Regions from separate parts of the Homo sapiens genome. Here region 2 is linked to region 1. Evidence: chromatin contacts called from ENCODE Hi-C or POLR2A ChIA-PET data. All regions are on one chromosome and are shown on one strand. The core of a region is the stretch at or near the end of the contact, and the rest is flanking DNA. Distances in the headings are between cores, read along the strand shown. Region 1 has its middle 20 kb from the start of CBX7. Region 2 holds the start of MIEF1 (mitochondrial elongation factor 1).

Region 1 (5,582 bases), core at 475-2,974:
TCCCAGCTGGTCAGTTTCAAAGGTGGCAAAGGTTTGTCTTAGAGATGCAGAGTCCGGCCCTGCCCCCGGGGCTGTTCTTGCAGATCTCAGCACCATGGAATCCCAGAGTTTGATCAGGATACAGACCATTGGCACCAGGAGGGGCTCCTCTGGACCCTCCCTAATGAGCAGGGGAGGCCGTCACTCTGGAGGTTCAGGGATAAGAGGTGGGGCTCTGAGAAAGCTGAAGGGGGGACACAGGGTAGGGGAGAGAGCGGGGCTAGCTGCACCAACTCCAGCCCTGGGATCCTAGAGGTGCCGCGCCCCGCCCTGGGCTGCACGCCCATCACCTCCCTTCGAGGCCAGCCCACCTCGGCCCTTTGGTTTGGCTACAGGTCTGGGGCATTACCCTAGCAGGGTCAGGTGCAGGCAGAGACGTGGAGACCCTAGCCTTGGATCAGGCCTTGGGCGGGTGGAGAACGGAGAAAATGCAGAGGCACGGGCTGTGCTGCCACCCTCGCAACCCCCGAAACCAGCCCAAAGTGATTGGAGACCAAGGGACCATCTGCACGAGAAATTCTCCCCATTTAGAAATAGGGGAAACTGAGGCACAGGGAGGCCATGTGGCTTGCTCAGAGTCATAGAGCTGTCACGCTGTCACCTAGTGGAGATGTGATTGGAATCCTGGGCTTTCTGTCTCTGGCCCCCACCTGGGGGCCCCTCACGGTTCCTCTCTTCTCCCCTGCTTCCCTAGCCCCCCAAGTCTGGCTGGTTCTATTCCAGTGTGTTGTCCTGTAAGGGCTTCGGGTCCCCCGGGGGGCCAGGGTCAGGTAAACAGGATCCCAGCCGCATTCCCTGACCTTGTTTACCTCCCAAAAGAATGTGAGGGCATTCTTCCCCTTCCCGGGCTGTGAGTCAGCTCCCAGCAATGCGCCGGCTGGCTGCTGGCTGCCCTTCCCCCATGCAACCCCCTCCAGACCCCTGCCCCTTGCCTTCTCACCCGGTGACGTCACTGATGTCACCCCTCCCCATACCCCCATGGAGCCCACCAGGCCTCCAGTTGCCATGGCGACGGCTCACAACAGGAAGCACAGCCCCATCGAGGCCTGCGCTGGGGCAGAAACACAGGAAGCCGCGCTAAGCACTGAGCAGCATTGTCAGCCCCGTAAAAAACAAAACAGGACAAAAAGATTTAATGAGAACAATCAGCCCAAAGAAAAAGGAAAAAAAAAAAAGACCAAAAAAACAAACAAAGCCAAACAGCCTGAAGGCAGGGGGCTGGCAGGGCTCCAAGGACCCCACGTTTTCCCTCCCAACACAATGTAGGCTCAATAATACTTCCTTCTCAGAAGGAGGCTCCCGGGGGTGAGCAGCGGCTGCAGCAGCTCCAAAACTACCCTTGGCTACCCTTGGTAACCCCAACGCAGGTCCAGCTCTATGCCCTCTACTGAAGGCTTTGGGGGACTGGATAGGCTAGTCCTGCCCCCACCTCCCCAAGTATTACCCCTCCTAAGTCCTGCTAGGGGACGTATTCAGTTCAGTGGAAGAAAGAGCACAGGCTCCTGGGTCACCCAGATGGAAAATCTACTCCTGGCCCAGCCGCTGCCTGATGATTGTGAGATTCTGTGTGGGTGGCGATCTCTCTTGCACCTCACTTTCCTCATTGGTTTTGCACCTCACTTTCCTCATTGGTTTTGTAACCATCACTGTCATCAGCATCCGCCTTCACACCTCACAGAGGTGTTGCAAAGCTCAGGCGAGCTGGCACATCAACTAGCACCCAGTAGGTGCTCAATGCGTGCAGAAGGAACTCACAGAGGATGAATGAATGGGGCAGAAATTCCGTGGAGGCAGCTAGCTCAGCTCTGAACTAACTATCAGAGATGGACAAGATGCCCCAGGGGGTATGGGGCTCCCCATCGCTAGACGGGGCAGGCTTGTGAAGGCTTGGTGGGACCTTGTGGAAGGGACTGAGCCCTGGAACAGGGAGGGTGTAGGGGAGGAGCAAAGCTCCCTCCCTCCAGCAGAAGGCTCTGGCCCAGTGGTCCTGTCTGGATAATCCCATTTAGTCTGGTATCTGGTTGATGCCTGCACCGTGACTATGGGAAGAGACCCCACAGTGTCAGTGGGGCAGTTAGTGGTGGGGGGACCCCTGGCTCTTTCTCCATTGCCTGGAGAGAGTAGGGTCCCAGGGCAGAGGAGGCCACCATTCTAGTCCATTTAGGAATGTGACGGATAAGAATGATCCCCGTGGGACAGTGGCAGAGCTGGACTCTGATCACACGGGCAGGTCAGGCCATCCCCTGTCATGTGGATCGGTCCAGCACCTGCTGTTAGCCCAGTGGTTCCTGCCAATGATTGGTGATAGAGCTGGCCTTGCAGGGCCCGGTTGGGGAGTGGGGAACGGGATGCTTAGGCGAGGAGGCTGACTGAGGTTCAGAGCCTGGCTCCAGGTGGTCAGAGAGGCCACCTGGGGGAAATGGGCCAGAAAATGCGGACGGGACTTTGTTGGGTAAGGACAAAAATGGTAGCTGTTCCACTCAAGGGCATAGCAGGAGCACAGGCGTGGCAGTGAGAAAGCCCAGGGTGTTCTGGCCACGGGACCCAGATCTGCACACCTGTAGTCAAAGTTGGTGTCACAAGATAGAGAGATCCCATGGAAAAGAGGCTGGAACCAGATCACAGAGGGTCTTCAGTGTCACTGCCAGGAGTCGGGAGCTGACACCCTAGGCACCGGGGAACTGCTGGGGGCTTTTGACCAGGGTAGTGATATGTGCAGCCGGGTAATTTAGGGTGACGCCTCCGTGTGGATTAGGAGTGGAGGATGCACCAGGAAACAGCATAGGATGGGAGGTCAGAATCTGGGGTCTGCTGAATTGGCTTCTTTTCTTTTGAACTTAATAATAATGAGACATAATAGGTGTTCAATCAGGCCGGGCACAGTGGCTCACGCTTGTAATCGCAGCACTTTGGGAGGCCGAAGCAGGCAGATCACCTGAGGTCAGGAGTTTGAGACCAGCCTGACCAAGGTGGTGAAACCCCATCTCTAGTTAAAAAAAAAAAAAAAAAAGTACAAAATTAGCCAGGCGTGGTAGCACACGCCTGTAATCCCAGCTACTTGGGAGGCTGAGGCAAGAGAATTGCTTGGACTCAGGAGGCGGAGTTTGCAGTGAGCTGAGGTCACACCGCTGCACTCCAGCCTGGGCAACAAGAGTGAAACTCCATCTGAAAAAAAAAAAAAAAAAGGTGTTCAATCAATATTTATAGAATGAATGAATGGCAACCACCTTATACTGTGATATTTATTTTGCATACGTTGTCTTGTCAATTCTCACTACAAGCCTAAAAAATAGGCCTCATTCTTCCTGGTTTTACAAATGAGAAAATGGAGGTTCAGAGAGGTTGAGGGACCTGCTCCAGGCTGCACAGCATGCTGTGGTGGAGCAAGATTCCAGCACAGCTGAACCCACCCACCATCTCCCACTGCAGAGTCCACCCCAGCGCTGGGCTCTGTGCTGAACCCACCCACCATCTCCCACTGCAGAGTCCACCCCAGCGCTGGGCTCTGTGCTGAACCCATCCACCATCTCCCACTGCAGAGTCCACCCCAGTGCGGGGCTCTGTGCCAGGCCTGGGGGACACACAGATAACTGAACTCCAACCATGTGCCTGAGTAGCCCCCAGATTAGAGGCCTCAGTTTTCCCAGCTGTGGACTGAGGGCTGGTGGAGGAGTGCTCAGGGAGGGGGCTGCCCAGGGCCCAGCTGGGGGAAGACAACACTGAGACATGGGAGGAAGGGAAGGGTGCCCTGAGAAGAGGCAGGATAACTGTGGGGCGCTTGCAGGAAAGGAGCAGAGGCCAGGGCTTGCTAAGGGGATGAGGGGAGAAGCAGACGTGCTGAGAGGCAGGAGCAGGTGGTCAGAGGCTGGGAGGAAATGGATCTCGGCCGCAGCCCTGGGTCCCAAACACAGGCAGACGGGGGATGGTGCGAGGGGGCTGCACCTGGGGCCTCAGGTGGGACCCGGAAAAGACATGCCTGCCCACACCTCCTCCTGCCCCTCTATCCTCCATCCGGCGCCGCTCGCGCACCTGCCCCTCCGGCCCCCATCCGGCCCGGGGGTGGGAGGAATGAGGACCTCTTCCAATCCCTGGTGGAAATCCTCTCGGGGGCTGTTGAAAGGGGCTGTAGGAAGGGTTGTAGTCTGTGGGTGGCTTGGGTCTGGAGCAAGGGAGGAGAGGGGAGCTGGGCAGAACAGGGAGGCTCCTGGGAAAAGCCCACGGGAGGGGGGCCGGGGCTCCTTGGACAGGAAGGGACAAGGGGTTTCCACGATGGCGGAGGAAGGCGTGCTGGCCTCGGAGCCACCAGGCAGAAGCCCTCATTTTGGTTCTGCTCCACACAAGGGGTGGATCCTCAGCAAGCGATTCCCCTCTCTGGGCCTCAGTTTCCTCATCTGTAACAGGAGGGGATCTGACCGCAGGGAGGGGCAGCAGGCAAGCCCAGTGCTTAAGAGTGTGGGTCTGTTTGGGACTGGACTGTCTGGGCTCGATCCTGGCTCCGGTGGCCGCGCAGACAGGCCCCATGGTGAGCGTCTTCAGAAAACAGGATGTGACCCAGCCTGCAGGTGTGCAAATGTCTAGCTCCATCACCCGATAGCTGCTTTGCAAGACGCTCAGCCTTCTCTTCCATTTTCCCGTGACACACCCATCATCCACAGCCCTCCTCCCTGTACTGTGGAGGGTGCTGATGGTGGACGCTCAGGCAAGGAAAGCAGATGGGGCATGTCCCCTCGAGGACCTGCTGTGGGTCCTGCAGGCTCTGCCTCTGGCTTCCCTGGGGCCCCATCCACCCAACACCGAGCGCTGGGCAGCCGGACGCCGGGAATCTGGCGCCACCTGGTGGGCAGAGAGAATCCTGCTGTCCTCCAGGGCTCTGGACGGGAACTGGGCACCAGGCGTCCTGTAGCCATCCCTCTCTGTTTTTTATTCAACCGGGGCTGACCTTTTTAAGAGTTTAAATTTAATTTTTTGGTCAGGCGTGGTGGCTCACGCCTGTAATCCCAGCACTTTGGGAGGCCGAGGCAGGTGGATCACCTGATGTCAGGAGTTTGAGACCAGCCTGACCAACATGATGAAACCCCGTCTCTACTAAAAATACAAAAATTAGCCAGGCATGTTGATGCGCACGTGTAATCCCAGCTCTACTAGGGAGGCTGAGGCAGGAGAATCGATTGAATCTGGGGGGCAGAGGTTGCAGTGAGCTGAGATCACACCACTACACTCCAGCCTGGGCAACAAGGTGAAACTCCGTCTAAAAATAAATAAAATAAAATGTTAAATTTATTTTTTTTAGGGATGGAGTCTTGCTATGTTGCCCTGGCTGGTCTTGAACTAGGCTCAAGCAATCCTCCCGCCTATAGCTGGGTCCACAAGGGCACCTCTGTAACAGCTTTCCCCACTCCCGCTGCGTAACCCCATCTTCTGCCATCTCCCTGTGGCTTGCTGAAGGCTAGCCCCTCACTGGGCCTTTATCTACTCAAACACAGGACCCCTATTGTGTGCATGGCCCCAGGCAGAGCACCAGGCTGGTGATTGAATCAGGCAGT
Region 2 (4,828 bases), core at 1,809-4,308, 330 kb before region 1:
CTGAGCACATTGGTACATGCCTGGCGTCCCAGCTACTCAGGAGGCTGAGAAGGGAGGACTGCTTGAGGCCAGGCATTCAAGGTTCCAGAGAGCTATGATCATGCCACTGTACTCCAGGTTGGGCGAGAGCGAGACCCCGTCTCTTTTTTTTTTGGAGACGGAGTGTCACTCTGTCACCCAGGCTGGAGTGCAGTGGCGCGATCTTGGTTCACTGCAACCTCCACGTGCCGGGTTCAAGCAATTCTCCTGCCTCAGCCTCCTGAGTAGCTGGGACTTAAGGCATGCGCCACCATGCCCGCCTAATTTTTTGTATTTTTGGTAGAGACAGGGTTTCACCATGCTGACCAGGCTGGTCTCGAACTCCTGACCTTGTGATCCTCCTGCCTTGGCCTCCTAAAGTGGTGGGATTACAGGCGTGAGCCACCGCACCGGGCCAACCCTGTCTCTTAAAAAAGAAAATTGCAGTTCCCACTCCAGGCATTTGCTTATTCCTGCCCTGCTGCTGGTAAACCTCTATTTCTCATTTGAGGCAGACCTCAAATGTCCTCTTTTTTCCCCCCCACCCCAGAGACAGGGTCTCATTCTGTCACCCAGCCTGGAGTGCAGTGGTGCAATCATACCTCACTGCAGCCTCAACCTCCTGGGCTGAAGCCATCCTCCTGCCTCAGCCTCCTGCAGAGTTGGGACTATAGGTGCACACCAGTGCACCTGGCTCTGCACTGATTTCTAATGACTAAAAGGATGACTTTGATCCTTTTCTCGGTCCCTTGCAACAAAAAATAAGGAAACCTACAGGAACGAGGGCCTACGTACCTGAGGCTTCTTAATACATCTGTAAGATGGGGATGGAAGAGAGCAGGAGTGTCTACAGAAGGCACCTTTGTCCTCTTTCCCTTGGAGGATCCTAAATGATCCTCCCCAATTTGCCGTTGAGAAAGACCAGGCCCTTCTCCAGCTGCCTCTCCCGGGCCTCAGCGTCCTCTAGCTTCTGATTTTTTCGGAATTCACGGCGGATGGAGGCAAAGTAGAAGTCTCGATCAGTGTAGCGAAGCTGTCGGCCCTGGCGCAACAGAGCCCGATAGAGACTCAGCACCGCCTCTCGGCTCCACGGGGCCATGGGGGACTGGCAGGGGCTGGGTGTCACACTATAAACAGAAGGAAAGACATACAAGCCTAGTATCAGAATTAATAACAAAAGGACCTGTAGAGACTATGTGAGGGCTTTTTAATCCAAGTTCCAGAGACCCCCCGCTCCAGGTCACCGTATGACTTAATGGCAAGACTAGAACTAGAGACCCCAGCCTCTGGATGCCCATTCTGGAAACATACAGGTTGTGGTTCACCAGGGCTCAAATCCTGGCCCTGCCACTTACTTGCCATATGACTTTGGGCAAAGGACTGAACCCCCGCTGAGCACCAGCTTCCTCACTTATAAAATGGAGATTAGGATATTATGGCAATAGTACCTACCACATAGGATTATTTTGAGAACTGTGCACGTAATGAACGGTAATAGAACTTCACCACAGGGGGTGATCTAGGAGGGTTGAAGACAAGCACTCAGCCATACTTGAATCCTGGCACCAGCACTTACGAGCTGCATGACCGTGGGCAAGTCTCCTAACCTCTCTGTGACTGTCTCAGTTCCTCATCTGTGAAGTGAGGATAAAAATCATATTTTGCCCATACGGTTGGCATAAGCACTAAATGAGTTTAATGTATGTGAATATGTTTAGAACAGCACTTGGCACACACGAAGCACTCTATCAACAGCAGATATTATTAGTAGCACCTAGCCAGGTTTGTAAATGCTCAATAAATAATTACATTTAAGTATAAACTGCCACTGCCTTCCTTCAGTAACAATAAACCCTTACACAAGCATATCTGTAAAGTGCTTTGTTGCCCATGACCACATTTAAATTAAGAATCTAGAAGGTGGTCAGGGTTCTTAGTAACAGTAAATGCTTATTGCATTATATTGCACTATATACAACGTGCAATGTTCGAAGCATGTCTCACATAACAACTCATTCTGTCAGCTACCCTAGGGGTCAACATTACCCCATTTTAAGTGGAGGAAACAATCTCCCAGAGGGAAGTAACTTGCCCGCGGGCCCACAGCTGTCAAGGGGAGGGCTGCACTCCTGACCCCAACTCTGCCTGCCTCTGGAATGAGTTACCCTTTGCTGGAGCCGGACCGTGTGTACAGCACTTCTGGGTGCTCCACGAACTTTCCCAGCACAGCGCTTGGCACATACAAGGGGCTCAAAATTATGCGTAACGGAGAGAATTTCACAACGTCCCTATGTGGAAGAAATGATCACCTCCGTTTCAGAAATAAAGAAATGACACCAAGTGGGGGAAGTATTTGGCTGGAAAAAAAGATTGGACTTTGGGCCCAAAGTCCGCGAGCCCTTAGCCTCCGGCCTTGCTAACTTCCTGCGCAAGCTTGAGCAAGCCACCATCCCTGCCCATTTTTCCTCAACTGTTTAAGAGATCCCTCGGCCCTAAGGACCTCCCGATGCAGAAAATCAACAGAAGTGTTTGATGCTGTAAAAGGCGACTGTCACGGCGAGGGCTGTAACTACAAGGTCGCTGGGCGACTGGGCGGCTGAGCCCCAGCCAGTCTGCACTTCACCAACCGTGGGGGCCGGGCCGGGGTGCGGAGGCCCAGAGGCCAGGGCAGGCCTGCTTCGGGGCACTGGAGGTCTCCGAGGTTGGGGCGGGGCGGGGCAGCCGAGGGGTCTCCCAGGGGAAAGTCCAGGGCGGGATGGGGCGAGACCCCCGGCTGCATGCTGGTATCCTGACTCCGGGCCGCATGCGAGGCGCCGGCAGCAGCCTGAGAGGAGGCGCTGCAACCTCCCCGCCGCCCAGCCGCCGGCGGCCCTCATTCCTTCTCTCACTCACCCGCAGGCCGTGCGCGCTACCACTCCGCAGGACTCGCCTCTGGCCGGGTACCTCTCCCCGGGTCACCCATCAACATGGCCCCTTCACTTCCGGGACACGACCTTGCGCACGGAGCTGCGAAGGGGCTGAAGGGAGCACGAGGGCGAGTGGAGGCGGAGGGACTTCCGGTCTTCTCCAAGCTCTCTCTCGGGCCCCGCCCCCTGCGCATGATTCCGCCCCCCAATCCTGAGCCCCGCCTCCGTGTGTGACCTCACCAAGGGACTGGCCTGCAGAGGCCACTCGCGCCCCGCCCCCAGAGGACTCCGGTGTCCGGGTCCGGCTGTGGGTACCGGGGTGGTCCCGATGCTGGCAGAAGTTCAGAGGGCAGGAGGTAGCCTCGCTGTCCAACAAGGCTGCCGCACCGGGTAGGCCCCTCACCTGCTGGCAACCCCTTAGCCTGTCGGGGTACCTGGCCAGCCTCCTGTACTGTATATGCTGATCTCTGGCTGGGGCCCTGGGGTACCTGAGGGAATTCTAACACTAATATTCAGAGCTCCTCAAAACCCATTTTCTCAGATCGCCTTCTTTTCATCCCTCCATGCTGTTCCTACTCCCCAGGCCCCATGGCTTCTGGCAAACTCCTACCCTTCCTTCAAAGTCTACCTCAAATGCCCCCCTTCACTGGGAAATCTCTCCCAGCCCCTTCCTCGCCTCCCTCTAACACACTCACGTGCCTTCTTTGGGCCCCACGGAAATGTCTGCACATCTTACGCCTCATAATCTGTTCAACAACAAAACGTATTTCTTGGCGCCTACCATATGCCAGGCACTGTAATTTATCCATTTGCTTCTCTGTCTCTCACTAGATTTGAGGACGGAGGCCGTGTCTCTATGGAAGCTCCCTCCCCCAACTGCCTCCCTCCATGCCTGGCTCTGCCAAGCCCAGGGCCTGGGGCTTTGGAGTCCGGGGCCACCGGGGCCACCGCTGGCTCCTAGTTCCAGTTCCACCACTTAGGGACAGCTGCCCTCTGCCAAGTTTCCTAACCTCACCCAGCCTTGGGGCTGTGGTGAGGATTAAAAGGTAATATCTACCAGTAGAGGGGTGGGCAATTGCAGAATAGTCAGGCTATCTGATAAAAGGACGAGAACCAGGAGAAGAACATTGCAGGGAAGAGCATTTCAGGCCTCCCCCCAGGTAAGCCTTTAAGCTCAGCGTGGTCTAGGAGCCACAGGGAGAAAGCCAGTGCTTTCGCAGCTGAGTGAGCAGGAGCTGGGAAAGAGGCCAGAGGGGAGGCCCTTACCAGAACTGGGAGGGAGATGGCGGGTGCAAAGGAACCACAGCAGGGTTCAGAGCCAAGAAGTGCTGGGATCTGACTTCCCTTTCAATGGGATCTGTCTGGCTTGAGAATAACGGAATGGAACCAGGGCTGAGGCAGGGAGACCAATCAAGAGTCTGTTGCAGGGCTGGGCACGGTGGCTCACGTCTGTAATCCCAGCACTTTGGGAGGCTGAGGTGGGCGGATCTACTTGAGGTCAGGAGTTCGAGACCAGCCTGACCAACATGGTGAAACCCCATCTCTACTAAAAATACAAAAATTAGCCGGGAGTGGTGGCATTGTACCTGTAATCCCAGTTACTTGGGAGGCTGAGGCAGGAGAATTGCTTGAGCCTGGGAGGCAGAGGTTGCAGTGAGCCAAGATCACGCTACTGTACTCCAGCCTGGGCGACAGAACAAGACTCGGTCTCAAAAAAAAGAAAAAGAAAAGAAAAGAAAACCAAGATGGAGAGAGGCATAGTAGTTTCTAAGACACTGAGCTAAGAAGGAAAGAAGCTTTCAGTGGAAGCCAAGTCTGTCTTACTCTGAAATGTGTGTTCTTTCCACTCTTTCAGGCTGCCCTAATTTGCTTTTTAAAGAATTTTGTGACCCAAATAAATATAA

What was found. A loop is a pair of places that touch in the nucleus more often than their neighbours do. ChIA-PET counts read pairs that join two places held with the same protein, here RNA polymerase II (POLR2A). Pooled maps may share reads with other maps.
Region 2: a loop to region 1 is called in a map of IMR-90, with 4 times the contacts of the local background. The contact joins the promoter of MIEF1 here to the enhancer-like site in region 1. A Hi-C loop is called at or near these places in 13 of 168 maps with a recorded cell type or tissue (IMR-90, K562, adrenal gland and 9 more), 2 of 37 single-sample maps with no recorded cell type and 7 of 50 pooled maps. POLR2A ChIA-PET finds 5 or more read pairs at or near these places in 4 of 52 experiments (AG04449, WTC11, activated B cell and 1 more).

Annotation. Positions count from the first base shown.
Region 1 is chr22:39,170,258-39,175,839 of GRCh38, reverse strand. No RefSeq gene overlaps it. Among named protein-coding and RNA genes, the nearest start is that of CBX7, 20 kb to the right of the region's middle. RefSeq lists enhancers at 1,655-2,324, 3,337-4,142. Within about 2 kb of position 1,724, at least 37 of the 41 ENCODE cell types and tissues checked have a DNase peak (open chromatin) inside an H3K27ac peak, as active enhancers do; they include IMR-90, adrenal gland, heart left ventricle and 6 more, where a contact is called at or near this core.
Region 2 is chr22:39,500,520-39,505,347 of GRCh38, reverse strand. MIEF1 (mitochondrial elongation factor 1) reads right to left here and starts at 3,058. Exons shown (of 6, transcript NM_019008.6): 1 at 2,911-3,058; 2 at 814-1,145. It overlaps LOC105373035 (a long non-coding RNA gene), which reads left to right and starts at 3,188. Exons shown (of 3, transcript XR_938263.4): 1 at 3,188-3,314; 2 at 3,756-4,084; 3 at 4,780-4,828. It overlaps MIURF (mitochondrial elongation factor 1 upstream open reading frame), which reads right to left and starts at 1,117. Exons shown (of 1, transcript NM_001414695.1): 1 at 905-1,117. The coding sequence starts at 1,117. The coding sequence ends at 905. RefSeq lists a silencer at 2,660-2,769 and enhancers at 2,277-2,776, 2,870-2,919, 2,777-3,278.